Regions from separate parts of the Homo sapiens genome. Here region 1 is linked to region 2. A link is an interaction called in ENCODE POLR2A ChIA-PET data of the cell type or tissue named here. Cell type or tissue: PC-3. All regions are shown on one strand. Links, peaks and the distances in the headings refer to the core of each region. The heading gives the core; the rest is flanking DNA. Region 1 overlaps LOC105375211 (a long non-coding RNA gene). Region 2 overlaps JAZF1 (JAZF zinc finger 1).

Region 1 (2,925 bases), core at 273-2,772, 120 kb after region 2:
CGGGTCAATGACACAATGACGGAAACTGTCAGCAAGGAAAGCTACAGTCTAGCACTTGGTTTGTTGGGCTTTAGTTCCTAGGACAAAGACCTTGTATTCTTAATACAAGTCCACAATGTTTTGTCTGAAATTTTGAAATCCAAAGAACTCTTGAAATTGACAATTTGTCATATCTCAAAATGCCAAAACCTTGGACTAGTCTGAACTCATTTAGTGGCAAATTATCACCTGAACTGATGTCAGGCTATTTAAAATCTATTTAAACCATTTACTGTTACTATTTATACATTTCACTGCAGAAATATGAATGTGTTTGATTAGAAGACTTTGCTCCAGACTCCCTGGAGGTGCTATAATATATAGAATTACTATTCTAAAGTCCAAAAACTTCTGAATCTTAGAATATGGTTGGCCCTACAGGTTTCAAATAAGAGATTGTGGAACTAGAATCGCTATCACTAATTTAAGAGATACCGTAGGCTGCAGCTATTAGCCTTTTGACTATCTCATTTGATTCTCACATCAACCCTATGACTGAGATAAACATATTTCTGCACCTTTGCTGTTCAGTATATATTTCTGCACCTATATGTTCAGTATATACATATAACCGAAAGTTAAATAAGATTTTTCCTGTCACCTCTTGATTGCTGGGAAAACCCCAAAGCTGAGAACATTGGATCCTAAAACTGAGGAAAATAGGTGCTTGTACTTCCCATTCATAATTCTCAAGAAATCCTTTAGCTGTGTGGTGAGTTCCCTCTCTTCACCACGCTTCTTTTGTGCTTCTTCCTTCTCCATTCCCAACCCAAGCCACATGAGGAGGACAGTAAGAGAATCTCTGGTAAATTTGTACATTTGGAAAGGGCCTGTGAGGAGAGAGTCATTCCCCGGCTGAAGTTATAATTATGCCCTGATATTGCTGATTTATCCATTATGCCCATTTGAGCATAAGGAAAAAGAAATCAGGGAGTGACAACAAGGAAGGGAGACAGGACAGTTTAGGAGCAGGCTGCTCCCTTGCTGAGGTAGTAGGACAGCTGCACTCAAAGAGGGCACCATGTTAGCCTTAGCTGGTAAAACACAAATAGGTCAGTGGAAACAGTTGTGTGTTTTGGTTTTATTTTTTTGTATGAGTAATTTGTCAGATTTCTCTTGGGCTTGGCAAGGATCTGAGTGGACCCTGATGAAGACAGATAGGCTTGAGCCATCTTGGAGGTGCCCCGCCCAAGAGGGCTGCCTGTGGGGCAAAAGGACCCAAGATCAAGGGGCGGCAGGACTGGAAAAGAGGGATAGGAGAGGGGGTTGGTGGATTTTAAAAAGCATCAGGCTAGCTTCTCTCTAGTCAGAGAACTAAACAGTGGGGAGGACCCCTATAGCAGTCCCCAGAGAACCCTACATATGCTCCACTGGATGCCTGTTTTGCAGAGACCATCTACAGCCAAGAGGGGACAACACAGCAAGGTTAAGTAAAAAGATGTTCGCCATTTTTCATTGCCCTCTCCCTTGCAACGGTACATGGAGGAGAAAAGGACCCAGGAGTGTGTGTGTGCAGATGGGTCGCCCTTTTAAGCTTCTCACATTTTGAAATCCACTGTTAACTCCATGCCCACCCCCATCCCATCACATCCTTTCCTCTACCCTTGGCAGAGAAACTCTCTGGCTCAGACATGAACAAAAGAACATTGTTATCTCAGCACAGTAAAGCAAGCTGGAATTTCCCAAAGGAATATGATTGAAGATAAAAGAACGTAAAGAAAACACAAAGTTCATAAGTACAGTGAGGCTGAGAAAGCACAGATTTCTCCTCCTACAATAACCAAACAGCACTAGGCTCTCACCAGTGGTGTCCACACCCTCCTGAGAATCCCATCCAGTGAAACTGTATCTCAGATCACCCAGATACTTTCACTCCACATCCTTCTTAGTCTTCATGCCTTCTTAGAGGGAGGTTTGAAGGACATCCTGGCTGGATAATAGGTGATACACACATGGATAAAGAAATAGTACTGTTTCTTAGCTTTTGAGTCTGATAGACCTGAGTGACCTTATGAAAATTACTTCACCTCTCTGAGCTTTTTATCATCCATATAGCACCTATTTCATAGTTATGAAACATTCACATAAGTGCCTGCATATGATAAATACTCAAAAAAGTTTCCTATCTGCAATGGACTGAATATATACCCCCCGCTCCACACCCTACATTCATATATTGAAATCCTAGCCCCTAGTGTGATGATATTAGGAGGAGGGACCTTTGGGAGGTAATATGTCATAAGGGTGGAGCCCTCATGAATGGCATTAGTGCCCTTATAATGCCTTCAGAGAGCTCTCTTGTCCTCTTTCTGCCTTGTGAGAGTCCATTGAGAAGTTGGCAGTCTGCAACCTGGAAAAGGGCCATCCCGGAATCAACCATGCTGGCACCCTGATCTCAGACTTCCAACCTCCAAAACTCCATCAAGTAAATCTCTGTTGCTTCTAAGCCATTCAGTCTATGACACTTTGTTGCAGCAGCCCTAACTGACTAAAATGCTATCATCATCATTATTATTACTAGTATTAATGATATCATCATGGGAAGACACCACCTGGCTCTGTCTTCCTTCTCTCTACATTTATATGTATTAATTTCCTCATTCTTTCTCACATTCCTCCTACCCTCATGGGTAGGTAAAGTTTATTTCTTTTTCCTTTAAACTGATCGCCCTGTTGATTGAATAAACTATATCATAGATTTGTTGGAATAAGCTATATCAAACTCATCAATCCACCCCTAGGCGAAGCTTGGCTTCTTTACCTACAGTGCTAGCCTGGCATCTGGACTTTAGTATAATGACACAATATTACATCCCAGGTGATAAGGTTTGGCTCTGTGTCCCACCCAAATCTCACGTCAAATTGTAATTCCTAATGTTAGAGGAA
Region 2 (2,925 bases), core at 310-2,809:
ATGTGTACTGCACATCTCTAGTGTAGTAATCACCACCACGTTTATATTTAGTAGCAACCCTTCTTCCAGACTAGTGAGGCGTGAACTTGGGAAGTGCTGTTGTAACTTCATTCACTCACAAAGACTTAGCATCGACAATGTGCCAGGCACTGTGCTAGGTATTCATGAGACAACAGCAGGGAGCTGTTTTCTGGGAGCTCTTTGAAGGCATCCCATGAAGAGTGGGAACAATTTGTGTTGGAATCCTTCAGTTGGGCAAGGGACTGGCTCTAGCAGGACTGGATTTAGGTAATATTTTAGGAAACAGCTCACTCTCCTAAAATCTGTGCTTTTTGTTTCAGGCTGTCTCTTCTGTGTTCCCTTACTCTCTAATCTGGCAATTGCTGACTTGGAAATTAAGACCTATCTCAAATACCACACGTCCGCCGTCCCTTCTTAGATCTTCCACCAGTTACTTACTACCCTCAAGCCCATTTCCTCACCATTTAATTGGGATGAGGATTACTGGTGGTTAAAACTGTAGAGAGTGACTCTTACATAGAATACGGAATCTTACATAGAATATGCTGGTGAACTAGCAAAACCGACAAACAGAAATTTAGAAAGCATTTTGATAACTTTAGTATCCAGATGCTAAGAAGTCCAATCTTAGTGACTAACATTATATAACCTTAAATTTTTAAAGTTCATTGTATGTTTGGAATGTAATACTTAAGGTAAGGACTAGTCTGACTACAGGTGCTTATTAAACATGTACAACTGTACGGCGGGGACAAGATTTGGGCAACAAGTAGCTCCCACAGTGGCATCAGAGATACTGGCTTAGTGCAGAGCAGAAAACTGACAAAAACTCTGGTTAAGGCATGGTAGGGAACTGTTAACACAGTTATCTAGAAGCAAGCTGTAAATTGAGTTTCCAAATCAAAAATTTCTATATGTTAAACTTTTGGGATATGCCCTGATGTTTTTCTTTAGAAAGATATTTTGTTGGTCATGCTGAGGATATTTGTGTAGGATTGTTCACTGTTAACTTTCTTTAGAGTGGAAAAGATTCAGAGGATTTTCTTTATACAGTCTGTAAGTCCTAAATATATATTTTATATAAAATTGGAAGAAATCAGTACTTTCATTTTCAGAGTAATTGAGGCACATCTGAAATTTTGAGTCAGCTGTGTGTGTGACCATCCGTACAGCCCATGACCGACACACCAGAATGTCCTTGAAGGGTCCCAACTGGAGTCCTTGCAAAAGACTACACTCTAAACAGCTGCCATCCAGGAACTGCAATCCAGACCCAAATTGAGGTTTCCGAAGTTTGACAGGTATCCTGTGAATCCATGTAATAAATATTTTTGTCTTCTCCACAGAATGTGAATGGCATAAAGTATCACGCTAAGAATGGTCACAGAACACAGATTCGTGTCCGCAAACCATTCAAGTGTCGCTGTGGGAAGAGTTACAAGACAGCTCAGGGCCTGCGGCACCACACAATCAATTTCCATCCCCCGGTGTCGGCTGAGATTATCAGGAAGATGCAGCAATAACATGCTGGTCATAACTGTGCCAAGAAATCCTCACCAGCAGTTGCTGATTTTGAAAACAGCCACCTTTTTTCAGGGGAAGCATTCAGCAACCCTTTAAAGAAAAAGAATTAAATGCATGCTTTAAATTTTTTCTGTAATTTTGGAATGATGTATCTTTGTAGAGTTAATGATTTTGTACATTTGCACATGTAATCATCATACCCATTTTCATTACTTTGATATAAGGTGCTAAACAAAAAAAGCTCTAGGTTCTTCAGCACATTTCCCCCAAAACAAAATAAAATTGAGGGCATGTTGCATATTGTTGAATTGTATTGCGGTGGTATCAACCTGGGGGGAGGAGGGGCTGGCACTGAGATTTTTTTTTCAAGATTGTAATGTGATTGAAGTTTTCAACACATCAACTCACATATGTTCAAAACCAAAATAATACCTTCATTATCAAACTGGTTACCATGCCTTACATAATGGAGTTAGTATTTGTGAGTAGAAAGACTTTAGGTAATGGAAATATAAATAAGAAAGAATGTTTAACATAATATGCTAAAAATATTTTCATATTTAAATAACATACGTAAAGGTGTGCTTTCTGTGTTTTATATTATCTTGCAAATCCTTTTGCCCTTTAAAAAGCTGAAAATCTTGCCATCTGACTTACTAGTCATTTTAGTGTTATAAATGGCATTTTGTACAAAATAGTCTATTCAGTTCGTTCATTCATTTAACACACATTGATTGAGTGCCTGCTGGGTACAAGGGATTCAATTTATGCCTATTGATATCTGCGGACCAAGATACCCATTTAGTGAAATACTTTTTTCCCTGAAATCTGTTAGAAAAGACTTTGAAATACTTCAGTGCAAAGTGTGTGTGTGTGAAGTTTAGTTATATCTTCATCTTCAGATGAAGTTTTAAAGCACTTTGTAGTTCTCTATTGCCAACAATTTAATGTTTATGTGTTGCCAATTCTTGCAACCACTGCCCTACCAAACCTGTGGGTTGCAAATCAGAACTAAAATTCTAAGCACGTTTCAAAGATGAACACTTTTGTTAAGACCCCTATTGCCTCTTCTTCATGCTCATTTTTTACTTTTTTTAAAAGGTACTTTTCTCATCACATTGTAGAGAGGTCTGCATTCTCATTGGAAATGTCTGTTTAGCTTTATAAAACAAACACTTTGCTGAAATAGGAAAATGAGCCTTATTGACAATTAAGTGCTTCTTGCAGCAGGTGGTCAAAGAAAAGCATGACTAATACGACCTATTAGAGTAATCTACATCTGGACCATTCCTTAAGTTTTTCCTCACCGACAGTACCATCATGCCTTGAGTGTTCTTTTCTCCCAAGTGCTATTCCTTAAACACGAGAGTTTACCAGTTG

The links. ChIA-PET counts read pairs that join two places held together with the same protein. Peaks named below come from ENCODE experiments on the same cell type or tissue, not always from the same donor. Only the 100,000 strongest peaks of a DNase experiment are listed, where the experiment ranks them.
Region 1: POLR2A ChIA-PET joins it to region 2 with 5 read pairs; 2 of 35 experiments call an interaction of 5 or more read pairs at or near these places.

What each region holds. Positions count from the first base shown.
Region 1 is chr7:27,713,854-27,716,778 of GRCh38, reverse strand. All of the region lies in intron 2 of LOC105375211 (a long non-coding RNA gene), which reads right to left. Among named protein-coding and RNA genes, the nearest start is that of TAX1BP1, 25 kb to the left of the region's middle. In PC-3, for the core only: no CTCF peak of the experiment used is centred there; no DNase peak of the experiment used is centred there; H3K27ac peaks cover 398 bases.
Region 2 is chr7:27,831,419-27,834,343 of GRCh38, reverse strand. JAZF1 (JAZF zinc finger 1) reads left to right here. Exons shown (of 5, transcript NM_175061.4): 5 at 1,368-2,925. The coding sequence ends at 1,544. Among named protein-coding and RNA genes, the nearest start is that of TAX1BP1-AS1, 92 kb to the right of the region's middle. In PC-3, for the core only: no CTCF peak of the experiment used is centred there; no DNase peak of the experiment used is centred there.